Regions from separate parts of the Mus musculus genome. Here regions 1, 3, 4, 5 and 6 are each linked to region 2. Evidence: chromatin loops called from intact Hi-C (ENCODE). Cell type or tissue: left cerebral cortex. All regions are shown on one strand. Region 1 has its middle 15 kb from the start of Gm32137. Region 2 holds the start of Thbs1 (thrombospondin 1). Region 3 has its middle 100 kb from the start of Gm32137. Region 4 has its middle 25 kb from the start of Gm13985. Region 5 has its middle 23 kb from the start of Gm32137. Region 6 overlaps Gm13986 (predicted gene 13986).

Region 1 (5,000 bases), 660 kb before region 2:
CCATAGTCCTTTTCTCCAGAAGGATTAGCACCACAAGGAGGCAGTCACATAAAATGTATGGGGTACAAAAAACCCAAGTAAGCAGTCAAATGATATTATAATGTGATAGTTACTAACAAAACAAAACAAAACAAAACAGTGCAAAATCCCATGATAGATAAAAACAAACATTTTTGACAGAAGCTGGGTTCTATGGCACAATCACTTGTTCCCATTGAAGGGGCTCCAATGAAAAATGAATCACTTTATTTTAAATTCTTGCTCTTTGTAAAAAATATGTTTGATCCTTGTTTGGTCTCTTAACCTCTACCACCATCATTCCTATGCCCCCGGCCCCTTCCTCCAGAGAGCAAACGTGCCCCACTGTTACCTAGGCACGACCCCAGGCGGGATACTCTAACTGTATTGTCATCTATAAAACACTGAAGTTTTACCTTTATTTGTTACACAGCAATACATTGAACTGTACAGTAGAAAGTCAACCCAAAGGAAATTCTTGTCCTTCTCAGGTGCTGGGAAGGTGTTTGTTGACCTCAGTGCTAATTACAAAGTAATGTTGACTCTGTGAAAACCCTTCACCTGTAGAAGACTGTAGATCTGAAACATACATTATTATATTTGAATTAACAATTAGAATAGTCAGAACATGTTCCTTACCAATTTTGTAAAGACAACTTAGCTAGGAAATAACACAAAAAATGTAAAAAATTGTACAAATACCAGGAACTGAAATAAAGTTCTAAGGCAAATTATGTTTGAATAAAGTCAGAAAAATCTGTAAAATTTTTTAGTTTGGACTCTTCAATTGGTTTTGAGAAAACATGCTGTGTGTGTGTGGTGTGTGTGTGTGTGTGTGTGTGTGTGTGTGTGTGTGTGTGTGTGTGTGTATGTGTGTGTGTGTGTGTGTGTGTGTGTGTGTGTGTATGTGTATCATGATTTTTAAATTCTGTTAGAAGATAAAGTTCCAGCATAAGTATATTTTCTAGTTGGGCACAGTGGCACGGGTTTGTAATCCAGCCACTTGGGAGGTAGAGGTCAAAGGATCACAATTTCAAGGCCTGGCTGGCCTATAAAATAAATTCAAACCTCAGTTACAAATGAGTTCAAGGTCAAATGGACAAGTTATAGAGACTCTGTTTCAAGATAAAAACTAGAAGATGTTGGGATGTAGTTCAGTGGTTGACTGCTGAACTGTATATAGTATTCATGAAGCCCTGATCACTAACATTAAATAAAAGTCCAAGTATTAAAACAAAGACAATAAAATAAAACAAAAACTTGGTGAAGTTTGTTTAGGTTGGAATTTTGATAAATCCACTCCCATACCTGGCTTTACATCAGTGTACTTCAGTGAAAAAATATTGTAATCAATTTTCAACTGTACACACCCAATGAGAAGAGAGCCTCATCCTGGCTGCCTGCAGAAGACAGTCTCCTCCTGCTTGTCTTCGCATCAAGATGTAGAACTTTTGGTTCCTCCAGCACCATGTCTACCTGCCATGATGATAATGGACTGAACCTTTGAAACTGTAAACCAGCCCCAATTAAATGTTTGCTTTTATAAGAGATGCTTTGGTCATGGTTTCTCTTCACAGGAATGGAGACCCTAAATAAAACAACTTCTGAATTCTGAATGAGGTGAAAGGGAGAAAGACTGTTCCTAAGTAACAGCACTCATGATGTCTTCCTCCATTTTCTGAAGAGAAACTTTAATTTGCTTTTCAAGCAAACATCAAGCATTAACATTGCCTTCCATCTACCAAGGCCAGATGTTCTACCTGGTCCAGGTGCTTCCTCCTCATTCACCTGGCCTTGGTAGAAGCCTTCCCACAGTGTGTGAGGGCCAGCTTTGGTGCCAGGTGAGCATCAACCACAGGTGCCTATGAATCTTTGTGACCCCACAGCGAGGCACTTGAATATAAAATATGATCTATTCACAGATAAGGGCAGAGATACATAGAGATTCTGAATCGATTTTCTGAAGTCACACAGCTAGAAACCAGATGTAGATGGAGCTGATGTAGAACCCAGTCATCAAGCTGGGGAGCCTATGCTCTTAATCACCAACTTGCTTTCAACTCACCCAGGAGCTCAGAGTTTCAAGGAGCTCAAAAGAATCCTCTTTAAAATAAAGGTTCACATGTCCAAAGAGCTGTTTCTCCACAATGGATAAGTATTGATATCCAAATTTATCTGTTTTATACACACCTGCATATAAATTTAAAATAAGCAAACTAATATTGAAACCAAATGACTTAGCATTGTCTTTTACAGCAGGTTCTCTGACTCTCTGCCTTATTTCACATGACCATGTTTCCATGCTATTACATAGCAAACTGGTGCTGCATTCCTCAGGCAGGAACAGAACCAGAGAGCCACTGGGGCCAGCTTATTTGTGTGCTCTCAGTTTATTTAAAAAACCATTTGTGTGCATGTATGTGCATGTGTGCATGTGTGTGTGTGTGCCTGTGTGCTCACTCGCAGCATTATGGAGTGGGATTTGGAATGGTTGGAATCAATCCCCATAGAATATCTAAAATAATTTTATGCAAGCATCACAATGGGGCTTAATTACCTGTCCCCATTAGTCAGTTCTACAGCACATGCTGTTACCAAAGTTAATCAGCCATCCTGGTTGCCATTTTTATACAACTCTGTTCATGTCCCCCATAGTCTATTATTTTCATAGTTTTAAAAGCTCACTCTGTTTTTATCCTTCTACTGCTCTAGTCAAAGCTTCTTTTACATATTATTGCAGAGGTTTTTTTTGTTTTTGTCTTGGTTGTTTTTTCATTTTAAATCCTTCAGATTCTTCCTAGTGTTTAGATGTTATTGTGCTGTAGTTTGAATATTAAGCACCAATTACATCTTGAGGGCTTCCCAAAGTACACATCATACTTTCATTTTTTAGGTTTAATATGTGGAAGTCTCTTCCGACTTGATGTGCACTTTAAAGACATTGGAAGTGTCCCTCCTGAGACCCTCCGCTTTCCCTGCTGTGCAGAGAACACTCTTGTTTCATACATGAACCTGACCAGAAGATGGTGGTGTACACCAACTTTTCTCTCAACACAGCAGGACAGGCCCTTTTCAGAGAACCTGGATCATGTACCTTTAGATCTACCAGGCTGTTGAAAACATCTGTTAATTTTATAAATCAAATTTGGTTTATCTGAATGTTACACACTGTTTAGAATTTACCCATTATTAACAAATGTCTTTAGTTGCATTTTAAAGATTAATTCCAATAACTGCTTAAAACAGGCCATTTTTAAACAGTAGAATTAATTGACTATCGCATTTTTTTTCAAATGAAATTCTTAAAGTAAAAATTAACATCTAACTATGGCTGAAAGATAATGAAGTGCTGACTTTGAATTCTGCCCTGAAGTCATGGGCTCTGAGCCTCACAGCGAGCCTGAGCTTTGCAGACTAAATATGTGCTATGCATTCCTGTTCCCAGAATTCCTGGGCTTTCTTCCTGCTCCAAAACCAACATACAGTGACTGTATACAAATGGGCTTTTAGAAATGCATATATTTTACATCATGTTTATATTCAATAATTTAAATGTCAGGAAAACATTTCTTTCTATAAAAATTAACATAAATAAAATATTTGGTGCCATGAATCATGGGGTTTGTCCACACCCTTTGTGACTGCTCAGGCAGTTGGCTCCCTTTCTGGGGCATCTTGAGAGGAAGCTAACAGACTGTCTGTCTCTCGTATGTATTTGTAAGGTCTTCTAGCATTTGTATTTAAAGTATGCCCTTTTGGAATATATTTTCTTTTCTCATTTGCATGTAAATAATGTGAGCATGACCTTGTAAATTTCCCACAGGCTGTTTTTAGAAATAGAGTGTTGCTATGCTGGGCAGGGAGTGAGGGGCTTTGCGCCAGTCTTAAGCACATCTAAGCCAATTAACTCGGTTGGCTTGAGTGTGGTTGTAAGACACCCAAGGTCAAAGTGACAAAAGCTTTCAAGTTTGAAGAGAACAAGAGCTTGTGGATTCCAGACACCAGAAGGAAAGTGTTCCAAGACAGACATTGGTTGTACCCACATGGATAGTCATGGTGACATAGAAAATTATGAGATGGGGCGTAGTGTCTTTCAGTTTGCTAGCGAAGCCCTCAGAGAGGTCGTTCTCAACAGCATGGCCATCTGTGTTTACAGAGCTAGCAGACTTCCTAAGGACAAAGTGTTCTGCATGACTACTTGCGTCTGTACAGGATTCCTGTGCCTCATATAGAGAACTCCCTCCCTCTCTCTCTTCCCCCAATTTTTCATCATTATAGATAATATTGAAAATGACACTGAGATGGCCGGATGCCTTTGCTCCCTGGTGTGATGAGGGAAAGCCTCCGCACGGCATGCACGAGTCCCCATGGAGGCCCCCACAGGCTGTAGTGCTTTCCGGAAGACTATAGAACCTTTTCATCAACTCTGCCTGATTTCTATTGGGCTTCCCTGAGATCCAGATGTGTACTTGAGATTTATAGTTGTTTACTGGGGAAAGAAAGTTTCATATAAAACAGGAAAAGAATTTTTCATATAAAGAATAAATATTTGTGCTGGAGATGGAGAAGCAAACGCCTTGGCTGGACCCAGTTTCTGCGGCTGCCTGAATGTCTGGTACATAATAATGACTCCTATTCATGACCTAACGGTCAGGCCGGGCTCTCTACAGCGTGCTGAAAGGCATCATTTTGATTTTCACAAAACCTTGCAAAATAGACACTGTAGTTATCCGCGTCAGTGAGGATGAAGAAACAGCTTCACCTCCATCTATTTTCCACCCAAACTGGATTGCATATTTGTAATTTTGTGAGTGAGTACTGGGCCTCGGGTGTGGTGTTCAAGCATTCATCTATGCTTTCCTTCAGAAGGCTGCAGTTACACTGGAGTTGGGCCTCCCAGGGCCAGTGTTGTTCTATAGCAGCTGTACCTGTGGGGACAGCTCTTCTTGAGCTGTGAACCTACCTTTCCTCTGCTGTCATTG
Region 2 (5,000 bases):
GACCCATGTAATACAAAGGTCAGATGGAATCCTAACACTGAGAGGCAGAGATAAGAAGAAGAAAGGGGATTACCGGCTCATCAGGCTAGCTGGTCAGTGAGCCCCATGGTTAAAGAAAGACATTGTCTCAAAGACTACGGGAACATATTTGACATTATCCCCCAACCTTGTGTGTGACTCATACACAAAGCCAGGATGTTCCCTGGGATTCCCAATTGCAGACAGAATATCTAACATCTCACTCTACAAAGGAACTAATTGGTACTGTGTTAAATAAAGTCTTACTTCATGGTGACTAGAAATATGAGAGTCCCAATTGCTTCCTGTCTCATGAGCCTGTTTGAGAATTAAATACCACACCCATCTCTAAGGCCAACAGAAGGAGAGTAAAGCAACTTATGTGGGAAGGCTTTTTATATTTAACAAAAAAGTGTTGTATTTAACAGTATAGGTGAAGAGGCTATCAAAGGTTTAATCTATGATCTGCCTTTATTTCTGAGCCCTCCAGAGGTAAAAAGAGAATCTTGCCAAGTATGAGCAGAAGGGACTAGAAGAGTGAAAGTCATTATGGGAAATGGTACCACAGTCCTGAGCAACAGAAAACAAGAGCAAATGAGATTAAACAATAAGCACGTGTCATAAAGACACCAGGAGGCAGTCTGGCCCTTAGGGTTGGTAGGTTTAGTAGCTTGAAACTATCCTCTTTAATATCCAAGATATAGAAGCAGGCTAGAAGCCCACCAACTGTCAAATGGAAAAAGGAAATGAAGAAAATATACACAAAAGAGTTTTATTCAGCCATAAAGAATAATGAAGTTATGACATTTGTGGGAAAATGGATGCAACTAGAGATCATTATGTTAAGTGAGATAAGACAGGCTTAGAAAGACAAATGTCACAGTTTCTCTAGTATGCACAATCTATATTTAAATGGGAGAGGGCACGAAAGTAGGATTTATGACAGAGGACCATGAGGCCTAACAGGAAGGGTGGATGGAAGACAAGTGAAAATAATAGACATAAGGTATAGAAGCAGGAGGGGATCCATGCTTGCACTCACTGAGGAGACACACACACACAAGAAGGGGGTAGCGTACACACAGGCAAACATATACATGCACACATGCTCATATGCACATACACACACATACACAAACACACACATAAACACATACACATGCACATATACACACACACACATATGAACTCACACAGACAGACTGTATTCTCCCTACTAAAGATAGTAACTCCTGCTTTTTCCCTTGCTTCTCTACAACATCCCAAGAGTGTGCTGAATTTCTGTCATCTGCTCACAGCACATGATGATCGGGACTTTGGGTGGTGGTGATTGGGAATATGGGTGAGACCTCATAGCTGCCTAGGAACCTCATCTCCTGCAAACCAGGACAGCTGGATTGTCATGCTGTGTTTAGGGAAAGACTCTATGTTTGTATTCAACATCTCCTAGGCCACTGCCAGCTTTCAGTACAACAAAGCTCTCCCATAATGCCTTATCTGAAAGGTGTGGAGGAGGTCAAAACTTGTATTGTGTTGTTGAAAGGAGCCAAGTTACAAACTGTCCACACCCCCTCAGTCTGGACAGCACATGGCCCAAAGGGGCAGACCCTGATTGCTCCTGATCCATCAGCAAGGTGTAGCTGGGCCTAGGGAAGTTGGTGGCTTTACACAAGGAGAGAAGCTCTTGTCTGTGGGCCGCTGACATTCACCTCTGTGGTACAAAACTCATGAGGAAAGAGGGTCTCAAGACCAGCCCTCCCAGGGCAGTCCCAAAGGTTCCTGCAGGAAGAATTAGTGCTGAGCAGGATATTTAAAGCAATCGCCTTCCACAAAGCAAAGAGGACCTGCGGAAGGAACTGGAAGCGAAGAGCAAGCCTGCCTGATGATCCCGAATCTTCAGATTCAGTGGCTGAGTCAGGGCCTGTGACTTCAAGGGCAGGAATCTAACTTGACTAATCAACCAGTAGAAACTTTTACTGCTGGCTCTGAGTATCTGAAGTCTAATAAACAAACACATCTTGGGAACGTACTTATCTACAAGAGGCACTGGCTGTGTAGCTGTGTACCCGGAGTAACTAGGAAACACTCTGTAAGCCCCTCCTTGCGTGTACGCACACATACCACGCACACTCACACACCTTGTCACCGAACACTCCCTCCCACACAAGGAAAGTGAAATTGCTGTGTGATGAGCATAAAGTCCTGGGTGTTTCCAAGGTTTGGGAGTCCAGCCAGGTGTAACTGATAAGGGGAGGGAGCCCCAGCTGTCCCTCAGCCGGCCCCGCCCTGATTCTGCCAAGATCCTTATTTGGTGATGCTTTTACCTGGATCCCTGGACTCAGAGCCAAGCCTGCTCACGCAGGGCCACAGCTGGAGAAGCATCGCCGCCGCTGACGTCCCTTCCCAAAGAGATGAATGGAATTCCAGGCAGCTGGAGTCATCTTGGCTCCGGACCGATGGCATTGAGACCAGACTTCAGAGACAAAGGATCAGGCAGCAGTCTACTGATGGAAAAGTGTATACCCACAGAAATGTAAACCACACCTCGGTTTTGGGAGCCGAAAAAATGAAAAAAAAACTGTTTAGGGAGAAAGATGGGAAATAAAATAATAGGTAGAGAGTAATTTATAACTCTACGGGTCCGTTCTGTAAATAGTGTAAGATCCTGGAGCCAGATGGTTCAGCAAATTCTCCTATCGGGAGTCACGTTAAGAAACACGAGTGGGCACAAAATTGTTTTTCAAGACACAATTTCAATTTTGCCTTGAGGGAGCGGGATATAAATTCGCTTCCTTAAAATGCCGCTAAAAACTCTCCGAAAGGATCCCCTAAATCAGAATACATATACCGCCCCCAAGCGGCCATCTGAGGAAGCAAAGTAGAACTGGGGAAAAAACTCTCGACTTGGACAGTGAGTCGGAAGGCGACCTCCGTGCACGGTCCTGCTGGCCCTGTGCAACACCGTGCTGACACCCTTAGTGAGTCAGACGGAAGGCAGGCGTGCGGGACAGGAGTGAAGCGCAAAGTATAGATGACATGGGATCCCCCACCCACCAGGATTGACTCAGGAGGCAGCTTCCTTTAAGGGGTCCAACCTTTTGCCCTCTTTTATTTTTAAACCAGACTGTCTCGATCCCCAAGCGTCTCTGTCATGGAATTATTCAAGGAGATGTGCTTTAATGAAAGCCTCCCTAAAGGGTCTTAGGTGGTCCCCAAAGAAGCATCGCGTCTGGGGACTCTCATGCAGAACGTCTCCAGTTCACATGGCGCAAGATCCTAAGCGCTAAAGGCTGAGTACGCCAAGGCTGCGTGGGCGGAGACCTATTTTTCTGACAAGTTCCAGGGCTCCTGTGCGGGATCGGAGTCTCCCCCTTCACTTTCAGCCCGAGAGCTGTGCGCCAAGCAGCAGGGGGCGGAGAAATGAACCCGTCCGTCCCCGTCCCCCGCCCCCGCCCCCGAGAACCCTCCCCCCTCCCTGCTTCCTGCCTCTTTAAAAGGTCCTGGGCTCCTCAGTCAAGCCAGCCACTGCCTGGAGTCAGCCAGCCTCATCGGACTTCTGCAGGCAATCGCGAAGCTGCTATCCAGTTCTGCCACGGTCTCTCCCGGCGCACCGGCAGTCTCAGCGTCTTCACCGGACTCAGCGTCCTTGTCCTTCACTTCACCTTTGCCACCTCTCCGGGTTACTGAGCCCCGGTGCACACAGGTAAACCTCCCGCCTCTGCGGAGCACCTGGCCGGCCACCTCAAAGCCCCAGGCTGCAGATGATCAGCGCTACTCCTCATCTCCTACTCTTCCCCTTCTGGTTTTCCTAACTCCTTTATCCTGCCCCGTCTATCCCCTGGAAAGAACTTTCCGGAGCTGGTTCTCTTCAGCCTTCGGGTTCACAAACTATACCTCCAAGACACCCCAAGATTTTCTCCCCAGTAGTCTCCAGGTTACCCCTGACTGTCGCCATCCAAAATACATTCTGTAATCTTGTCTAAAGGGGCGGGGGGGAGGGGACGGACCCAAGTCACTTTATACCCTTTATCCTGGAACTCCAACAATCCCCCTGCCTCTGGCGCTCTTTTTATACTGGATACCGTTTGGAAAGTAAACCCTTCTTTTTCAGCACATATGGGGCAAAAGAAGAAACACACACACACACACACACACACACACACACACACACACACACACACCTCTGCCCTTCCACCTTGCTTCCTGGTCTCTGACTCTGGCCTCCTGTGCTTCTTGCTACAGGCTCCGTGTTGGGCACAAAGGCTCCACCATGGAGCTCCTGCGGGGACTAGGTGTCCTGTTCCTGTTGCATATGTGTGGAAGCAACCGCATTCCAGGTGAGTTTGTGATATATTCATTTTCCTCCCCCTTCTCCTCTCTCTCTCTCTCTCTCTCTCTCTCTCTCTCTCTCTCTCTCTCTCTCGATAGCTCCTGTGTTTCCTTGGAGTCCTTATCTCCTGATAAGGATGCAGCTTCCCTCGCTCAGCTTTCCATAATTGCCATTATTGTCACGAGTTCCCACCTTGGCTCCTCACAGCCAGAACTTTACCCCCTTATACCTAGCCTAGAAAGCCGATTGTCTTCTCTCTCCTTACAGAGTCTGGGGGAGATAACGGTGTGTTTGACATCTTTGAACTCATTGGAGGTGCACGAAGGGGCCCCGGTCGCCGACTGGTGAAGGGCCAAGATCTATCCAGCCCCGCCTTCCGCATTGAGAATGCCAACCTGATCCCCGCTGTGCCGGATGACAAGTTCCAAGACCTACTGGACGCTGTGTGGGCCGACAAAGGCTTCATCTTCCTGGCTTCCTTGAGGCAGATGAAGAAGACCCGGGGCACACTCCTGGCTGTGGAACGGAAAGACAACACTGGCCAGATCTTCAGTGTGGTCTCCAACGGCAAAGCTGGCACCCTGGACCTGAGCCTGAGCCTGCCAGGGAAGCAACAAGTGGTGTCAGTGGAGGAAGCTCTCCTGGCCACTGG
Region 3 (5,000 bases), 570 kb before region 2:
GAATCTGCTCCAGCTGGTTGTAAAACTCGTTTAAATCACAGAATGTGAAAAAAGAATGTTCAGTATTTAAAAAAAACAAAAAAGAGGAGCGTGTTCCACATTCCTGCAGGCCGTCTCTCATTCCCAAGGCCTTTTCTTTCTCTCAGTGGCATTTTAAAGACTTTTCTGTTGTTGGAATCCGGTTGAAATTATCAATATGTTTTTGATTCCCTGTCTTGAAAGCACACAGAAATGGCCAATTTAAATGAAAGCTGTCACCCCCTGTAGAGTCTCTTCCCCAGCTGCCATCACCCCCACCCTGCTTACATCTTCTTAAGTCACTGGGATGGCTAGGCTTGAGGCCTGGGAGTGGAAAGGATTCTCCCCAGGAGAAGCTTGCTTCTGTGACTGCTAATTAGCTGCAGGCGGCCAAGGTTCAGAGGGTTCAGGACTACAAATGCAGACATTTCTCTTGCGTTTTATAGTGCCATAATTGTAAGACCTCAAAGGTAATTTGTTATAAGGCTCTATGGATCTGGATGGCCTAAGTTCCCTTTCCTTCAGTACAAGAAATGTCAAAGTAGAATGGTTGTCAAGTTCACTCACCAGAAGGCATAAGAAATCCAAAGCCTTAATTTCCTTTTCTACACAGTAGGCTTTATAGCACCTAACTTTACAGGATTGTCATAAGACTTAATTAAAATCGGACACAGGCTTCAGTGAGGACCAGAGAGGGAAAGGCTTGCCCATATTGACAGATTCAATCAAGCGAGCGAGGCCAGTGTGGTGATCAAATGCACAGAGGACAGAGAGTGTTGGCTGAAGCATATGCTGGGTGCCCACCTGTAGCGCATGTTTTCCTCTGTAATTTCTGATCCATCATTTTCTCTTTGTCTTTAAAAGCATCTCCTGGAAGAGAGGCAGTTTGGCAAGAAGGAAAGCAGGCCTGCTTCTTCTCTCTTCCTTTCGCCTTCTCCTTTTTGGAAACACATAACTCAAAGCAGGTTGACTACATAGCAGATCCAGTTTGTTTTAAACTCTAGTTTCAGAAGCAAATTCTTTCAGTGAATCTAAATTGAGTCCACAAAAATGGCCGGGATGGCTTGTGGACTGGGATATAAGCTCTAAGATGTGACCCCTGTCTCGTTAAAGTTGAGAATATTGAAGCCACGGTGATGGGTAACTTGTCCAGGATCTCACTGCCTCATGACCTACCTTTATTGACAAAGTGTCAGGAAAAGAAGCCAGGAATGACTAGTCAGCTGGCACTGGTCTTCTGATGGGTTGGGCAAGGAAAGGCGTGGGGTCAGGTTAGTGTCACACAGGCTGCCCAGAGGTAGAGAGAAACAGTGACAGCCAAGCTCTAGCTTACAGCAGTGACTCCAAACTAAGACCCAACACTGGATGGACAGCAAGTGACACTGAGAGCAGCTGGTATGCAAGGTGATAAAATCAAATAGGAGTTCCATGAAATGAACAGAGCACCTGGATCCTTGAATGGCTCCCCTTGTAGGAGATGTCTTCACAATCCATCCCATCCACTTTTCCCTGTCTGCCCATGACTCACTCAATGCAACCACATCCAGCACTTTTTATCCACACCCATGGTCTCGGGTGTTCATCAGACTTTTTGACTCTCTTCAGAAGCCCGTGTCCCTTCCTAGCCCCCTTCTTTTCAGTCCAACAGAATTCTACGTATTCTTCAAAGAGCTCTTCAGTCTCACTGCTGCCTCAGAGCCTTCCGTGTACCCTTGCTGGAAGCATTCTTTCCCTTCCCTGGCCTTTCGTAGCCCCATGGCTGCTCCTGTCTCCCAAGCATCAGCATCCTTGTGCATTCTATGCACAGCTATAGTTGCATTGCCTCCTCTCTCTGGCACGGTCATCCTGTCTGCCCTGTGGACCTCGCTTTCGTGTCTCACGCAGGTGCTGAGAAAATAGTTTCCAAGGGAATGATGATCTGAGAGGGGTCCACATGACAATGGCTCCATTGTATTTGCCTTTAGCAAGATTCCTTGATGGGGTGTCATGTTCTCCCAGTATGGAAAGAGACAGAGGTGTTGGAAGTATTTAGGAATGATATATAGAAATGGAGAGTACCTTTTTGAAAATGGGCCAAAGTCAATTTAAAGAAAAAGAAAAACAAAACTGAAGACATTTGTAGAGAAACTAGGCACACTTGTGAACCAGTCTGCAAACATGCAGAGGGCTTTCCCCCAGAGTACTGGAAGTAGTTAGTTTCCATTCCTGATCAAAACACATCAGTAGAAAATTAGCCTAAACAGAAGTATCACTGAGATCACACAGAAGGAAAATATTTCAGAGAGGAGGTGATTCAACACTCAGATGATTTACCAGCGGGAATGTAGACTTTAGCTCTGAATCCAGAAGACTATTAAAGCTCAGACTCCTGAGTGCCAAGGCCAGGTGAGTGACTCCTTCTGGAATGAAAGCCATGCATGAATTTGACAATCTCATCTCTCACACCTCCCTGTGCTGGCTAGGTGTCCTCCTTACATGCCACCAGAAGCCGATCCTACGATTTCCCAGCAGGTGGCGACAATACATAGAAAATTCTGATCACGACAAAGGAGAAAGAAAAGTTTGAAAAGGGCTGCGATTTCTTGAGGATATTAGAGACCCATGCTAGGTCTGTAAAAATCTATTAAGTTCTCCAGAAAACCTGAAAGTCTCTATCAATTTGCCTCACATATTCATCTCCTCTGTTCATTGGAGCTCATTGGAATAAAACAAGACAGTGTGTTTGGCTGTTTGTAAATACAACCTTCCCAACAGGGTATTTGCATTTGCAGAACATAGCCATTTGAAGAACATCTTCTGTGTCTGTGTTCAGAGAAAAGAATGGGAATGCAATTCTTTCAGAGTTACTTTGAAGACCTTATTGGATCTCTCTCTCTCTCTCTCTCTCTCTCTCTCTCTCTTCCCCCCCCCCCCCCGTGTGTGTGTGTGTGTGTGTGTGTGTGCCAATGAGAGATGCTGTCAAAAAAAAAGGGGGATAGGAATTGTTAAGGATGTCCTAAGGATGTTGTTTCTTAAAGACTGTCTCCTAAGTTCAGTAAGTATTGCACACACATTCATGTGCACCCACCAACACGTGTGCACCCCCACCTAAACAAGCACATATATTCTCACACACATAAAAATAACACCTTATTAGTAAAAACAGAGGCAGAATAATGTAAAAGAACAGTGACTCCTCTAAAGATGCACACATATTTAGAGGTCGGCGAGCCTGTGTGTTCTCTAGCTTCCTTCTGAGGAAGACTGCTGCTGCAGGATGCTAGGACCATCAAGTGTCCCTGTGAGTCATTCAAGGGAGCTGGCTCTGCTGACATGCAACAGGCCAACAGGCCAGAGCCTTGTGACTCAGCCCGGAGGCAGCCTCTGGATGAGGATGCATGAGGGTAGCCCATGCCTATCAAGTAATAACCAGGAAGGATGCTGTATATTATGTACCAACAACAGATTCCCTCTCAGGGATACTTCCCATTGAGATCCCCGCAGTGGCCCACTGGACAGTTGCTGCAGCACCATTAAGAGATAAGCTCTGCTTTTTAACCCATTCATGAGTTTTGTTTGTTTTGCTTTTGTTTTCTGGGCCCCGGAGTACTCTGGGCCGCTGAGGTTTACTTCTTTTTCTTGCTTCCCTAGTTAACATTTAGATCCTTGTATTCCTTGGATGGTGCAGGATCATGCCTCCTAAGTGATTTATCAGTGCATATAATATGCATCTTCTCCCCTGCTCTCAGGTGGCTGCATCCGTGGGACTTGCATCTGTGATGTATGGACAGGATGTGACCAACACAGGCTCTTCAGTGGAAAGAAAACTGCTCACTTTCCACAGAGAGGTGGAGAGACTTTCCATTAGCCTTTCTGTCTATCTAGAGTTTTTTTCTCCATTTCCCATGTGCTTCATGACCTCTAGGTTGTTTTGCTTGTTTAGTTGGTTGCGTTTACAAGTCAGTCCTAAGGTCCATTCTATCATGACATCCTTTGGATTAGGATCATAACAACGTGAAATTTTATTATGTGCCTGCAGTAAAGATTTCCCACTAGGTCCCACCAATGAAAACCTGTAGTACAGTTCCCAGTATGAGAAGTGGTTGTCTTTCTGTAAAAAAGATAAAGGATTTAAAACTCTGTGGTTGAATCAAGATAGAGGTGGGACGATGGAAGGCAGCCAGGGGTGGATATCCTCACTGGAGTGCTGGCTCTGAAAGCGCATGCTTTCTTTGGGATTATTTCAGTTGTCAAGCGCAGCAGGCTTGACATCAATACACAGCGGGCCATGGATTATGGCTGTCTCTAATGACCATGTCACAGTGTGTTTGTTGTTCTGGATGTTAATATATAGAGCAAATGACAGCTCTTTAATTGAAGGTTGGAAGTGCCCCTTGCTAAGGCGCCTGGGTGACACATCCTTAACCACTGAAGTGAAACCCAAGACACTTGCTGGCTACGAAATGATACCCTGGAAGTCCTCTTCCTATTTGTGTATGTGCTTGGGAGGGAACATGAGCCCAGCAGCGGGCCTGCACCTCACTGGCAGCTCTTGATTTTTACCAGAGGGTGGCATCATTGGGGAACTAGCAAGGGTATATCAGTTCCATAGGAAATCCCAGCTAACCAGAGCTTTAGTGGAACATGGAACATGGCAACACAGGGTGTTTGAGGCCAGAAGAAAGGGATCAGGTCTTGTACTTTCTTTACAAAAAGTTGAATTGTCTTTTCAAGGTTCTGGAGGTCAGAGGGACAAAGTGGGTTACCCTGGAGTAAAATCAAGCATTCATTCTGGGTGGTCTGGTGGGAGTATATTTCTTCTATTTTTCTAGTTTCTAGAAGCTTCTTATGTTCTGTGACTTGGGAACCCTTTTCATCTGTTCTCTGTTTTCTATCGACTGGTTTTCTTGTTTCATTCTCTCAACTTTGGAAATCTCTGTGATTGTATTGGCTCTTTAATCTCTTCATACCCAAATCATCTGATAAGCCATCTTAATTCTATC
Region 4 (5,000 bases), 320 kb before region 2:
GTATCATGGGATGATCACCAGTAACCGCAGCAGCAGTGGAATGGATCAACCTGAGCTTAGAGTGTTACAGAGGGCGGAGCTGGAGAAGTGGTGCCAGTCTTTTGGAGAAGCCCAGAAGATCATTTGTAGATTCCCAGACATTAAAACAAGAAGCTGTAACACTGAAGTTGCCTTGGAGACCCCATGACATTTGAAATGCCAAAGCCATGGTCTATCTCCTGAGGAAAGCTACTAACAGGGAGTGGAACCAGCCCAGTTGAAAGAAGTTTGTTATAGTGAACAAAGATGAAAAAGGAGTTGGAGATCTGAAGAACTCTTTGATATCAGACACAGAGATGCAGAGTTTGGAGTTTGCCCAGTTGGTTTGTTTCCTGTCTTGATTTGGGGATTACAGGTAAGTGATTGAATGAATCTCAGAAGAGACTTTGAACTTTAGACTTTTAACATTGTTGAGATTACTATAGATTATGGGGACTCTAGAAGTTTGACTAAATGTATTTTGTATTATGCTATGTCTAGGTATGGCCCCCATAAACTCATATGTTTGAACAAGTCTATCAGGGCCAGGGAGTGGGATGTGATGGTTTGTATATTCTGGGCCCACGGAGTGGCACTTCAACAGTGGCCCTGTTGGAGTAAGTGTGGCCTTGTTAGAGTAGGTGTGTCACTGTGGGTGTAGGAGTGGGTGTGGCCTTGTTGGAGTAGGTGTGTCACTGTAGGTGTGGGCTTTAAGACTTACCTCACTCATCCTAGCTCCCTGGAAGCCAGTCTTCCACTAGCAATCTTCAGATGAAGATGTAGAACTCTCAGCTTCTCCTGCACCAGGCCAGCCTGCTCTCATCTCCTGCTCCCATCTTGATGATATTGGACTGAACTTCTGAACTAGTAGGTCAGCCCCAATTAAATGTCCTGATAAGAGTTGCCTTTTTCATGGTGTCTGCTCACAGCAGTAAAACCCAAACTAAGATACCCTCACTGAACACTTTCCTCTCCTCCTCTTCTTCTTATCCCTGCCATTAATTGATGTTACTTGCTCACAAGAACTTTTCTCCATATCTCACATACTCACAAGCACCCAGGTTCGGATTTCCTAAATGAGTACCACTTCTGCTTACAACAATATACTCTCTAATGTGTGAAAGCGGAGACCCATTTGCTAAATGTTCTAGTTCCTTCTCTGTTACTGTGATTAAATGCCCTGACCAAAAGCATCCTTGGGAAGGAAAGGACTTACTTGGCTCCTACTTTGAGGTCACAAGTCACAAGTCCATTGTGTAAGAAAATTGGGGTAGAAATTCAAGCAGGAACAAAGTGAGAAAGCATAGAGAAACAAGCTGCTTGCTGGCTTCTCCACAGGCTTGTGCTTAGCTAGATTTCTTACACAGTCCAGGACTTGGAAGTGTACTGTTCACAGTGAGCTGCTGCTCCTGCATCAATTAATCATCAAGACAATCCCCACCGATATTTCTACAGATGCTCTGGTCAAGAAGATTCCTTAATGGAGACAAGTCCAGGCTGTGTCAAGTTTACCGTTAAAGCTAACTAGAACACTGAGTATCCACTACTTGCTGAGTGACTAAGATGATGGAATGGTTTTGTTTTGTTTTATATGAAGATTTATTATAGAACTAAAGGAAATTAAGATTGCAATATATCCAAAGTATTTAAATATTGTTTTTCAAGGGCAGTTTTAACTATCAGAGTTTTTAAATGTCCTCTCTCTAATTATCCTGCCAGGGACTGCTATTCACATTCTAGTACGCAAATATCGCATTACCAGCTAGAAAAAAAAAAGGCTTGCATGTAACCTAATTTGCAATAGAGTACCTTCATTTTATCTAAATGCACATATTTTTCCCTTTAGGATGGTGATTATAGCTGTTGTAGAATTGAGTTTGCCTGATTCTTAAAGTAAAATAGATCTCAAATGTTTTAGTCTCAGGGCTCTTTCATATACTAAAAGATTATTGAAGAATTAAATAGCTTTGGTTTGTGCGGTTAATGTCTGTAGACACCATAACAGTAACAAATGTTAAATTTAAAACATGTCTATCCATTATTTTAAAATAATAAAAGGCATAGTATACATTAACCTAGGTAGCATGTTTTGTGAAAATAGCTGTTGTTTCTAAAACAAAATATAATTAGAAGTCATCTGGGTTCTCATATCAGCTCCTATATTTAACCTACTGTGGTACGATGTTCTGTTGAAACATATAAAGAGAACTCTGCCTCTTGCAGATTTATGTTACAAAAGGAAGGAGTGTTTTAATGCCTCTTCAGATAGTCATGACACTACCTCAGAGCCTGACAAATCTCTGGGTTCTTACTCACAATATGAAGGTACACTGTATCAGCAAACCTCCCCACTCTGTTGATTAAGTTCATTGGCATCTTCTGTCATTGCCTGTGACTTTTACCCTAAGGACTACATGCCTTACTCACCTGGAAAATACACATTTACTGAGCTGGGCAAGTGTTTTGTTTTGTTTTGTTTTGTTTTGTTTTGTTTTGTTTTGTTTTGTTTTGTTTAAATCATTAATATATGCACATGGACGTAGTGACTACAATGACCAGAAGAGGGCATGAGATCTGTGGCATCTGGAGTTACAGGCAGGTAGGAACAGCAGAGGTGCTGGGAAATCCAGTCCTTTTCAAGAACAATATGTGCTCTACCTGCTCCAGCACACAGCTTCCCTTATTTTCATAACTACTTCAAAAAAGTCATGGACATTAAGATTACACTAACATGATCAGAAAACAGCATAAAATATCAAGAAATTGCTAAGCTCTGAGTGGGTGATAGGTATTAAAATTAAAATTTTAAACTTGGCTGGAAAATTCTACCATTGAGTGGTTTTCATCCTGTAGTAGGCCTTGTTAATTATGAGGAAAATATGTTTGACATATTCAAATCTAAATAACTATAATTAGTTACATAATTTCAGTAAAAATAAGTGATGATTCATTTTAAAATGTCTAATGTAGTTTGGAACTCAAGTGAAACTGTACATTTTTAAACAACCATCATCCTTCAATATATAGGGATATATATCAGAATTTAATAAAATTCATGGTTCTTCCCATTTTATCTGGGTATCCTTGAGTGATTACAGTACAAATTTTACAATGAGTCTATGATGGTGAGGAAAATGGTGTTTAATGGTATAATTTTATACTAGTGTCTTGCTTTCTGTTCAAAACATACTTTGTCTATGGTATAGTTAGTAATGACATCAATAGAGGCAAAAGGAAAATAATGTGTGCTATAAAATATGCTAAGAACACATGAAGGGCTCAGAAGAATCTTGGGGTGCCCAGTGTCTGAGCATCTCAGAAATGCTGATCTATTGAAATTGGAATAGCAGAATTTGATGCATACAGCCTAATCTAACTCATAATTTTATTTCTTTGTTTCCATTACCTCGGGAGCAGTGTATGGCCACTTAGTACAATGAAATGCTTACAAGTCATTTTTCCCAAAGCAGGTTGACTACTCAGTGTGGTCTCTTGCATCTCTGAAAAGACAGAAGTCATTTATAACATGTGTTTGGTCATTGTCAATGGAGGGGGAATAGATCTCCACTCATTAATTTAAATAGTAACTCTTTAGTCACGATGCCTTTTTATCTGGGCACTTATTTCATGGTATATCTTGCTTCTAAGAGAGTACAAATATCCCTAAGGGTTCACATTTGCCAAGGTCACAGGCAAAGAAGTCAGATCTCGGCTTTTCAGAGGAATTTCCTGGCCCCTGCTGAAAGCTACAGTGAGAAGTCTACTGATTCATCCCAATCATTTTTGAATTTGCCAACAAGCAGAGGCAGGAGTAAAGCATGCCAAAGGCCATTTAAGGATGGCTTTGCCAACAGGGCAGGTATACACCATGCAAGCTCATGTTCCTCCAACTCCTGTTGGAACAAGATCTTGACATTCCACAAGGATGGGTTCTCAGAGTTATGACCATTGTATGAGTACAAAAGGGTTATTTAATTTACCCATTATTAGGAAGAAAGTGTGAAAGAAAACACAGTTTTCTGTGTTACTGGCACAGCCAGAATGACCTCCTTTGGTCCTGTATCCCAACAAGCAATTATGTGGTCCTGGTACAAATTAGACAAGTGCTAGTCCTTAGTTAATTTCACAAAGGTTTTTCATGTGCCGCATGTTTAAAGTTGGAGATGTGCAGACGCAGACGTGGATTCATGTTAGGACCCTGCAGACTTCACCCACCTCTCAGTGTAGTTGTAACCCTCTGAACTACTTGACTGTAATAGACTTGTTCCAGAAAGGCAAATTACTCAGTCAAAGCATGGGCATCTTGAGCCTATAGAAAAGTCCCTTCAATTGCTCTGGCACAGACTTCATGGTTACACCTTGTCTGTATATGTGTCTGCAGAGCCTTGGTTTCCCTGTGTGTGCCTCAGGCTTCAACTCCATGGACATGGCTGCCAAGTCCTGGATTGTGTGTGCCTGTTATAGCACCAAATCTGTGCCAGAACCAGGAAATATATTTAGTGGACATCATCAGAATCTGCAGAGGTTCACAACCATCTCTTTTTACTTTCTCCACCAGAGCTGTCTCTCTTAATTTCCAAAATGGAAACACATCTTTCATCTCCTCCCACCCTCCACATTTCACGGTCTCTATATGCCATCACATGACATAACAAATAACTAAAATTACTTCATTGGTAAATATATTGATCAGAGTCTTTGTCTATGTGGGATGTCTCATTTTGCTTAATTATTCAATACTATAATCAAGGGCAGTCATGAGTCCTGTTGGCTGGAGAGGTTCGTGGGGCAGGCTTCCCTTCCAGGTTGTTCAGAACGTCTTGCCAAGCTGGGGTTACACAACCATTAGAGTCCAGGGTCTCACTTCAGGCAAGTCTGGCCATCTGTCTTCTCTGGATTCCCCTTAGTTCATCCCTCCCTGGCCAAGCTTGCTGGGTGGGCCTTATTTGTCTTCAAAGAAGCACTAAGTCCAGGTCCATTGA
Region 5 (5,000 bases), 650 kb before region 2:
AACTTTTAATACTATTTTATTTTTATTTGTGTGTGTGTGTGCATGTGTGTGAGCGCACACGCATGCATGTCAGTGCTCACAAAAGTCAGAATCAAATACCCTGGAGCCGGAGTGACAGGTGGTTGTGAGCCATTCACATGGATGCTGGGAACAAAATGCATGCAACTTCTCAGGATCAGTTGGCTCAGGATTGCAAAATTCATCAAAGGCAGGAAGGGGAGTTTCCTGATTCCTCATACCTTCATCATCTCTGCCTACATGTTATTCTCTTTTTCCTGTGATTGCATGTGTGTCCTGCATTCCCATCCTCCTTCTGGAGGTACTTGCTCTACTGACTCTCCTCTCCTTGGATACCTATGTCTTTCTCCATCTTTGCTCCTATTTTTCTTTGCTAAGACACAGAGCATCTCAGATTGTAGATTATATTTGCTCTGAGCTAGACTGCTTGTGGTCCTTGGATGACATTACTTCTGCTATGCCTGTGTCTATAATGGTTTGGAGGAAAGTGTCCTACTGGATCTTCCAAGTCTAGCCAACAGCAATAGTTGTGCTGAGAACATCTTCGAAGGTAAACTCTGGATGATACAGGTCTCAAGTCACAACAGCAACTCTCAATCACTCTGGAAGTGTTCATGAATGGCTTCCAACTGTTCCATCATCTCAGTACCAAGTGCCAGTAACTCTAGAAGAATAAAATCTGACAGAATCCCAACTTACCTCTTTAACCAATCAATCTTCATTCTGCTTGACTTCTGGAATGGAAGAGAAAGCTGAGAAGTTACATCATTTAATAAGGCATGAGTATAATCCACAGTTGGTCTGGGTGCCTTTTAAGCCAATGTACTTCTGTAAGTGTGTTATTTGGGTTTTGAGGGAGAGGTGTAGAGAAGAGAATTACATCATGGACTTACTTGGAAAAAGCCTTCACATTTTATTTAATAATGAGCCAGACTGTGAGGTCCCCAGATAAGCTGCTCATGGATATTAGAGTTATTTTGATTGACATAGAACCAGACATAAAACTGATGTAGGAATATCATAGTATAGATAAGTCAGTATGTACTGACTTAACCTGATTTAATAATTGAATCTAGAAACCTAACTCCATCATATAACCTGGCTATTCAGATACTTACCCAGTTATTGCACCCTGCCTCTGATCACTTACCACATTCCTCTGCCTGGTTTTGGTTCTCTCTTCTTGTTTTCTGGCTCACCCCTTTCTTCACTCCGTGTCCCTTACTCACTCACCAGAATCCATATCTCTTTTCTTAACCAAAATTCCCCTTTCCTATGGTATGGCTTCATGCCAGAAATAATAAAGATGGTGGAAAATTTCCTTGTGGTTAGAGGTAAAACCAACAGCGGAGGAAGCCTGTCCTCTACTCCCCTCCCCTGCCCACAACTCAGCCCAGCTATGCACTTTGGCTCAGAGTGGGGACTTCACAACTTGTGGTTAGAGGATCTGAGTGATTCTTGTTCACTTTGCTGCCCTAATGTGGGCTTGGATGCAGCTAACAAGTTTCTGGGGGTCCTAGAGGATGGGGAAAGCACTGGGCAAGCACAGGTCTTCCTTGGACATAGTGGTTGAATACCAAGAAGTGTCCACAAACTGTTTCCTCCAGTGGCTAGCCAGCAAACATGAGGACCCAATGGAACTAAGTTCTACATACCTTATGGGGCAATCTGGCCCTATTAAAATAGTGCTCTGTGGGTGTGGGTTTGTTCATTAGAGAATTTCCAGGACTCCTGAAATGCTTGTGGGTAACCTGGCATTTCCTCAATGACCTGGCTGCAGAGATCCCTAACTAGCTTCAGGGATCTTAGCCTCTGTGCTCGACAAAGGCATCTGTGTGAAAATCAGTCACAGGAAACACATGGAAATTCCGGAGCCTTGAGTTTTCTATTATGTACAAAACTACCAACTGTCAAATCTAGGGTATGGCCAAGAGCTCAAATGTCAATCAAGTAGGGATGAGTCTGCACCTCTTATTATCTCTGGCTCATTTTCAAAACCATCTTTCAGTTCTTTGTCTAGGGGGTGAGACTCCATGTTAGCATGCCTGTTGATATTGTTATTGTCCTGGTCTTGTTTAGGCAGCTGTTTCTAGGACACACATTGTTAAGGTAGACTTTCTAGCTTCCTGGGTCTTGCAGTCTTTCTGCCCAACTCTTTTCCTGATGTTCTCTGAACCTTCAATGCAGGAGTCGTGCTGAAGATATACCTTTTGGGGCTGGACTCCACACCACCCATTGATCACTACAGTGTGGCCAGTTGGTTTTCTGTAATGATCTCTATTTGCTGTAAAGACAAAAATGAAGGGATAAGAGTTGCACTTATTTGTGGGAATAAGGAGATGATCCAAGACGTAGTAAGGAATTAGGCTAATAGTAAAATGATTATAGGAGATTTTTCCTAAGATTCATGGCTTCACTAAACCCAGTAGTTGGCTCAGTTTCAGGTACCAAGCCTGACATCTCTCCTGTTGAGTGGGCTTTAAATTCACTTAGACAGCTGCGGGCTGCCAACGTAAGTGCTATTATTGCTCCTTTATTGATATCTTGCTCTGCAGCTCAGCACTATGGTTCATAGGTGTCACAGCCAGAGAGGACTTTTCATTGCTTCATTCCCTTGGCAACTTGCATAATACGTTCATTCTAGTACTATGGAAGCTAGACTTCAGAAAGAAGGATTTCAGGTTAGCTCCAGCTTAAATCATCCATGTCCTACATGTACAGTGTCTTCAGAGATAAGGATTTACCTTCATCTCTGAGAGGCAACCAAGGGCAAAACTAATGGCCTATATTGTCTTGGAAGTCACTTGAACCACCCCTAGCAACAATTTATGTATGCATTATATATATATATATATATATATATATATATATATGTGTGTGTGTGTGTGTGTGTGTGTGTGTTATATATAATTTTAGATAATTGTAAAATAATATCATCCCCCAGGCTTTATCAAGCAACCTTGGCGTCAATGTGTCTCTCCTTCCTTCCTCTGTATTGTCTTTCCTCCCCTCTCTCCTATTAAACCACCTCTCCATTTTCCCTTTCCTTCTTCGTATCACATGTATTCTGCTATTCCCTTCCCCATGTCACCTACTCACTCATAGTTTCTTGGTTTCTGCAATTATTGCACGTTATATACTCACACCTGAAGATCTGGAGCTAGGAATCACAGAAGAGAACAACATGTGGTGTTTGTCTTTCTGAGTCTGGGTAACCTTATTCAACATACTTTTTCCATCAATTTATCTGCAGAGAGGGAGAATTAGCCTCTCTAATGGGCAAGACCCATAATTGGTTATCCAACACACAGTATTCAACCCTGAAACCATTCTCAAGCAACAAAAATAAACTTAGCATCTTGTATTTACATATTTGTGAACACCCCTCCACACACACACACCAGTTTTCTATTGCTGTATTAAAATAGCATAACGAAGTCAACTTATGAAAGGAAGGGTTTATTGTGGCTTACAGTTCCAGAGGGCTAGATAGATTCCATGATGGTGAAATCAAGGCATGAAGGCAGGAACCACTGAGAGCTTACACCTCAAACCTGCAGGCAGGATGCACAGGGATCTCTCTGCGGACTCTGGGGGCCTTCTGAAACCTCAAATTGACCCAGGTGACACACATCCTCCAACAAGGCCACATATCCTAATCTCTCAAAAACAGCCACCAACAGAGGATAAGTATTCAAATGTCCAAGACTTATGAGGGATATTCACTGAAAACAGAGGGCAAATGATGTAATTATATTTTAATTAAAATGTATGAAATAAAAACCTGACTTTTTTTTTTTTTTTTTTTTTTTTTTTTTACTATTTGTTAGTGTCAACTCCTGGATGCTGAGACCAATTACCATTTTCTTAATTCTCTTTGAAGTTCAGAGGTAATGACTTTCTGGGACTAGTCAGAATTTTCTACTTTCTTTTTTTTTAAATGTGAAATGTAGTACAGAGGTTAATATTCTGAATGGAGACTGAGTTACCCTTTCCCAATTGATGCCGAGCCTATATCCTGTAAGACCCATGGTCTTTATTTTTGGAGGGGGTAATTAGATAAATAAGTTTTGTGTTATCTGTGTTATCTGCAACACAGTACACACGTTGGTCCATGGAGATGTTCTTGAGGGCTAGAAGCTCTCCTACCCTTCAGTGGGATCAACTCATTTGTCACCATGGATCCCGCCATTGTGGCGCTTTGGATTTGCTTCAGTGATGGCTGCCACAGATGTATTTGATTTATCAAGTAGTGAAGAAACATGATGAGTAAGAGAGTTCCCTCCCCTCTAAAGTGTACAGTCATCATGGAGCAAGAGGTGAGCAAAAGCTGTGCAGGAAGGGGTGGGAGGTAGCTGTGGACCAAGGTGGGATAAGACCAAGCTGGCAGACAAATGATGCCGCTGGGGTCCAGCTCCCCTTTTATAACAGTCAAGGATCAAAGTATAATGATTGTCAGAAGTCGAAGAAAGGGCTAGGTTTTACTTGGTAAACAAGGTCATATTTTGGTTGATAAAATTTACCATAATGAGCTACAAATATAGTGGAATTTCTGATAATAAAGCCACTACTCATCTCAAAAAAAGTGAGTTCTTCAGATACTATATCATGGGCGTTGCCTCCAGCGCCTGGACAGTATTGACAGTATTGGTCGGTCAGGGCTGTGCCAGGCCCATTCCCATCCAGGACACTAGGCAGTGAAAAATTCTGATGACGCAATTGACCCGCTCAGTGTCCTTTAATTACGAATTCTTCTAAGAGGTGCTTGGATGACCCTGGTCATCAACTACATCAAATACAGTAGGATACAGTAGGCTTTCCAAAAGTTCAGCATGATGTCCAGCATCTTATTTAAGGGCTCCAACTATGGGCAAGTCAGCTCTAATGTAATTAGCTTTGGGTGGGCTTTCTATGGCTCAGCAGGAAAAGAGACTGGTCTATTTCTTATAGACAACATTTATGCCCTAGGACTCTGCACACAC
Region 6 (5,000 bases), 200 kb before region 2:
TGTGTCTGTGTACACATCAAGGGATTTGACCTAAGGCAATGAATAAGAGAATGAAGAAAAATCAAACATTCAAACACGCAGAAATATCTGTGAATCAGGCAGATGGACCGGGCACTTTGCTGGAGAAACCACAGCACCCAGGATGCCTGATGTGGTTACACAGACTTGAACAACGAGACTGGGTAATCACATACAGCTAAACAAGACTCTTAATATCCACACATGGGCCACAAGGGAATGCTTGGCCATTACCCTCTGGGTCTGAGGCTAGGATCTCCCATGGTCATGTCAGCAATAACAATATGCATTCACTAAGGACCTTACACACTCAGAGCCTTCTATACATCAACAATGTTATATCTGACACAAATCCACTTAAGGAAGATTTTAATATTGTCAAAATCCAGCCTGGAACCAGCGATTTAATATCAAAGATATATGTTAACCAAAACATTTATGTCAGTTTTGTTTGTTTGATGAATTTGGAGTTAGGGTAGGCTCAGAGACAAAGGGGTCAAGCAACTTAATTTGAGCACCTAAATTTAAGTCTCAAGGGTGTAGGGCAGAAAAAGAAGGATATACCTAATATGTGCTAGATAACAGACACAGTGAAGGTCAATGACCAGTTTAAATCTTTGGGTCCTAACTGAGGTATATTGATTCCTCAAAGTGATGTACTTTTGCTAAGTAGCTTCATAGGCATTAGTAGCCTTGAAGGCCATTAAAGATAGACTTCTTTTTCTCGTTGAGTTTGGACACTACTTTTTCCTGTTTTCCTGGTAAAACTAAAAAGAAAAATAGCACAACCATTTCTAGCATTTCTTTAGTCAGCCTGTCAAATGAAAGGAATACCTTCAACCTTCTGGTCTGCTTTGAAGATTAAAACATTATATATTTTGGTCTCTTCCCATAAAAGTTAATCCATTTGGGCCTGTAAATCACCTGGTTTCTTCCTTCTTTCTTTTCCTCTTCCAGATACTGACCAAAACCTAAGCATTCTTTGACACTTTGTGCTCTCTCACCTTTGCCTCCCCTTCTGCCATACTTGCCAACCTCCATTACTGAACATGTTTGCTTTCTTGGACCATGACTCAAAGGGCATGGCTTTCTATACCACATCTCCCCTTTCTTGACTGCTTCTGAGAGTACAGCCTGCCTACCTTTTCCTCCTCTAAATTTCCCTCTTTCTCTTTTGAGAGAACCCCAATTTCTCTGGTAATATTTTTACCTCATCTTCCAAGAATTCAGCTCTATTAAGTACTAAAACTTCTGTGTAGAATTATCTCGATTTGTAAATTCTGGTATACTTGGAATCCAAGAGAATACTAAATCCAAAGGTTGTAACAGATACTCATCACACACTTACTTTATCCCAAGCATTTGTGTATAAGATTCACACTGGTAATACCATTATAGGGCCATTGTTATGGGCTAATTTTACAAGTAAAAAAAAAAAACAAAAAAACAAAAAAAACAAAAACAAAAACAAAAGAGAGCTTCCAAAGATGGTTGAGTCAACCAAGTGTGGCTATCAAGCAAAGAGACAAATGATCAGGGCAGCCTGAGCCCTTAGCCTCCTGTGCCTGGGCCCAGTGCTCTAGACTCCACCTACCTGCGGGCTGAGGCACAGCTGCAATGCGATCCCTGACAGCTGTGATGATTTGTGTCCCTCATTCAAATATGTATGAACACTGAGAAGGAACAAACACATCATTATGTTAAGTGCATGTCTGCTAAGATGCAATGATTCACCATTTTAGTAGTTTCATTGCCACAAATCATACATTATATAACTATTCTAAGCTGATCAACCCCAAACCTATTACTGTCAGAAAGTTCTTGTGTTTCCTCAGTAAAACACATTTTCCTCATTCACTCAGAGGTTGGATTTAACATCTGTACTTATTGGGGAAAAAGAAAGAAGACAAACAAAACAAAACAAAACAAAACAAAACAAAACAAAATAAAACACCTCTGCAAACTGCCCTTAAATCTCTTAAGAATATAGCCACACAAAAGAGCAGCCCTACAAAGAGGTTCAGGACAGTGCTGGAAAACCACTGACCATGTCTTAGTTAGGGTTTCTACTTTTGTGACAAAACACCACGACAAAAAACAAGTTGGAGAGGAAAGGGTTTGTTTAGCTTACACTTCCATATTGTTGTTCATCATTGAAGGAAGTTGGGACAGAAATTCAAACAGGGCAGGAACCTGGAGGCCAGAACTGATGCAGAGGCCATGGAGTAGTGCTGCTTCCTAGGTTATTCTGCATGGCTTGTTCAGCCTGCTTTCTGATTTAACCCCGGGCCACCAGCCCAGGGGTGGTACCACCTACAGTGAGCTGGACCCTCCCGCATCAATTATCAATCAAGAAAATGCACTAAAGGCCAATCTGATGGAAATACTTTGTCTGTTGACTTTCCCTTTTCCAAAATGACTTTAGCTTGTGTTTATGTTTGCCTCAAGAGAATGTATTTCATCAACAAGAGGATCAGTATTTCTGTCCGCTTCTATTGAAAACTGAAGGGAGGGACAGTGAGCCAGGATTCTTCTTACTCTCCTTCCCACACACTTGCACACCCTCCAGGTTTTCAGTAACCATACTCCAGGATCCCCAGAACTGTAGCAACAATCAATCTGGAATCAAATGGCATGTACAAAGTTCTTCAATCACACGCACTAGCCCACCATGCTGATCACTGTGAGACCAGACCCACTGCTGGGCAGTAGGGGGCACTATGCTCTCAACCCTGTAACCCTGCCAGTAACTATACCCACTGGAAAGAGGAAGTATCAATTGTTCAGTCCTTGGAGTCTTCTTTTCTTCATATAGTCTGGCCTAGTCCACATCTATTGCTGCAACTGCTTCCCCGCTAGGTTTCGTTTTACTTACGTAAACCAAAGCTTTTTAAAAGCCAGCACCCATTATTGAAACTGAGGTAGACTGCTCAGCAAATTCAATATTATTTTAAAACAATAGTATCCAAAACCAGAACTTAGGGAGAAATTCCAGATCTACAGTTTTAATTGGTCAAAAAACCTATCATCCCATGTTATTGCATTAACTCTTCTTGGAAGACAAGAACAAACATCCATTCACACCAGACAGAACATGAACAACAGACCAAACTGGCCATTCCACAAAGTCCAACTTGGTGAGCCAATGATTTCACTGGGCTTACTGATGGAGCATGAGTTATGGGTTACTTACCAAATCATGGGTAATCCTTTACCAACAGCTACATTACCATGAAGTCCCACCCCATCATAGATATGGCAACTAGGCCAAGGTAATCTCTATTTCAAACTAGAGGTGGGATAATTAATTATGTTATGCCAAAAGGAGACAAGTCAGATGCCTTAGCTCTTGATCCATTCCTACACACTCAAGCCAGGAGCAAAGCCCTGAACAAGAGAGCCCACATGAGGGTCTGGGTGACACTAAAATCCATCAGATCATTGCTATCAAGTCTCTTTGTCCTGGGTCTAGGTTGTACTTGCTAAGATGAAGGAAAGTGTTCTTATCAAATGCTAAAAGACTTGTACAGACCGATGGCAACCTAATAACTATATAGTGGCAGCCACTTCATTCTTCTCCTGTTGATGCCAGTCTCCCATAGCTCTTAGAATTGATTTAAATTATGTACATATTTACCATATTCAGGTATTACTAAGACAGTGTTCTTCAAAGGCTTCATTATGACAAGAAGAACTAAAGTTAAGAAAACACTTGGACTTTCCCCTAAGTACATAAAGACATAGACATATTCTCAATGGAAAACTCATCAGTAGACTCTATTTCCTATCAAGAAATTCCAGTTATGGAAACAAAGTTATCTTAGTTTTACTGTTGGGATAACCCTACGGGAAGATCAACAAAGCACCACCGGGGGACCTAACCCAGTCCATGCCGAATTCTTATACTTCCAGAGTGCCACAGATGATTTTTATGTTATTAACCATTTGTTAAAATAATGAATTGTTGAGATGAGACTCTATCTACCCTTTTCTAAGTTACTTTACACTGTGTACTGAATAAGTCAATATACACTTGTGCCTTGCCATGAGAAACTCCATTTTACAAGTGTCATCTGACTCCATTTGTAAGATGAAGGCTGACTCTGTGCCTGGGTGGTCGTATGAGGTGCATCATATGTCCAACTCCATCCATGCAGCAAAGACTGACCAATGACTTTTCCTGAGAGGAGAAAGGGTGCCACCCTATATATTTGTCAGGGTGACTTGGGTCTGTACACATGGGTATATAAAAACGCACCGGGAAAAGCAGGCCCAAGAACAGGTTAGACAGAGCAGACCTAAGAAAGGATGGAGGCTCCTCATGTGAACCCCACAAAGAGGAAGATGCAAGTCACTGTGCTGGTGATGACTCTACTGACCTGTCACATGGTCCAAGGACCCATGGGTAGAGAACTCTTAACTCTTCCAGAAACTTCAGCTCTGCTCAGCCCTTGCCATTGACACTTCTGACTAGTCCCCATATGCTCATCATCTGGTTTATTGGTCTGAACATGCCGCCCATCCATCTCCCTGTTCAGTTGTGTGGGTGCACTTCTGCTCTTCCCTTCATTTCACTCCTACAGCCCAATTCTGTCCTTGCAGCCTAACTCTGAAACCAGCAGCCAACAGTTGCATCAGCTACCCTAGCTCCTTCTGGGACCAGATCAGATTCCTTATCTTATTAATACAGACTCTATTTGCATTTCTATCGGCCTCCCTATTCTTCAGGACCTTTAAAACCTCTTAAACTCTGTCATGGACTTTTAATCCTTTATAGTCATTCTGAAACCTATACAAATACTTATGTAGACACAGAATTACTGTGTAATGTGTAATGTATAATCTGAAAGTTAATATTAGTAATCAAGATTGGAATTAAAAGAACCCATTGTTTGCCTCAGCCTGGGTTATTGAGCAAAGTGGAAGTATCTAGTGTGTCTTTCAACTACTGTCTTTAAAACCATTATACCTTGTGTATTAAT

What was found. A loop is a pair of places that touch in the nucleus more often than their neighbours do. Peaks named below come from ENCODE experiments on the same cell type or tissue, not always from the same donor. Only the 100,000 strongest peaks of a DNase experiment are listed, where the experiment ranks them.
Region 1: a loop joins it to region 2, with 8 times the contacts of the local background. A loop is called at or near these places in 8 of 42 quality-filtered maps.
Region 3: a loop joins it to region 2, with 9 times the contacts of the local background. A loop is called at or near these places in 29 of 42 quality-filtered maps.
Region 4: a loop joins it to region 2, with 3 times the contacts of the local background. A loop is called at or near these places in 23 of 42 quality-filtered maps.
Region 5: it touches region 2 in a loop (4-fold over the local background); 8 of 42 quality-filtered maps call a loop at or near these places.
Region 6: it touches region 2 in a loop (2.9-fold over the local background); 8 of 42 quality-filtered maps call a loop at or near these places.

Annotation. Positions count from the first base shown.
Region 1 is chr2:117,452,172-117,457,171 of GRCm38, forward strand. No RefSeq gene overlaps it. Among named protein-coding and RNA genes, the nearest start is that of Gm32137, 15 kb to the left of the region's middle. In left cerebral cortex, a CTCF peak has its summit at 3,042 (motif pointing right); a DNase peak (open chromatin) is centred at 3,057.
Region 2 is chr2:118,108,355-118,113,354 of GRCm38, forward strand. It overlaps Thbs1 (thrombospondin 1), which reads left to right and starts at 3,522. Exons shown (of 22, transcript NM_011580.4): 1 at 3,522-3,721; 2 at 4,261-4,355; 3 at 4,616-5,000. The coding sequence starts at 4,289. Gm13986 (predicted gene 13986) reads right to left here and starts at 2,848. Exons shown (of 10, transcript NR_126479.1): 1 at 2,343-2,848. In left cerebral cortex, a CTCF peak has its summit at 2,888 (motif pointing left); DNase peaks (open chromatin) are centred at 2,411, 2,869, 3,349 and 3,552; H3K4me3 peaks cover 1,758 bases; H3K27ac peaks cover 208 bases.
Region 3 is chr2:117,539,159-117,544,158 of GRCm38, forward strand. No RefSeq gene overlaps it. Among named protein-coding and RNA genes, the nearest start is that of Gm32137, 100 kb to the left of the region's middle. In left cerebral cortex, CTCF peaks have their summits at 2,524 (motif pointing right) and 4,557 (motif pointing right); a DNase peak (open chromatin) is centred at 2,524.
Region 4 is chr2:117,784,928-117,789,927 of GRCm38, forward strand. No RefSeq gene overlaps it. Among named protein-coding and RNA genes, the nearest start is that of Gm13985, 25 kb to the right of the region's middle. In left cerebral cortex, a CTCF peak has its summit at 2,578 (motif pointing right); no DNase peak of the experiment used is centred here.
Region 5 is chr2:117,460,348-117,465,347 of GRCm38, forward strand. No RefSeq gene overlaps it. Among named protein-coding and RNA genes, the nearest start is that of Gm32137, 23 kb to the left of the region's middle. In left cerebral cortex, no CTCF peak of the experiment used is centred here; no DNase peak of the experiment used is centred here.
Region 6 is chr2:117,911,302-117,916,301 of GRCm38, forward strand. The region is part of intron 8 of Gm13986 (predicted gene 13986); the gene reads right to left. Among named protein-coding and RNA genes, the nearest start is that of 4930412B13Rik, 92 kb to the left of the region's middle. In left cerebral cortex, a CTCF peak has its summit at 2,721 (motif pointing right); a DNase peak (open chromatin) is centred at 2,738.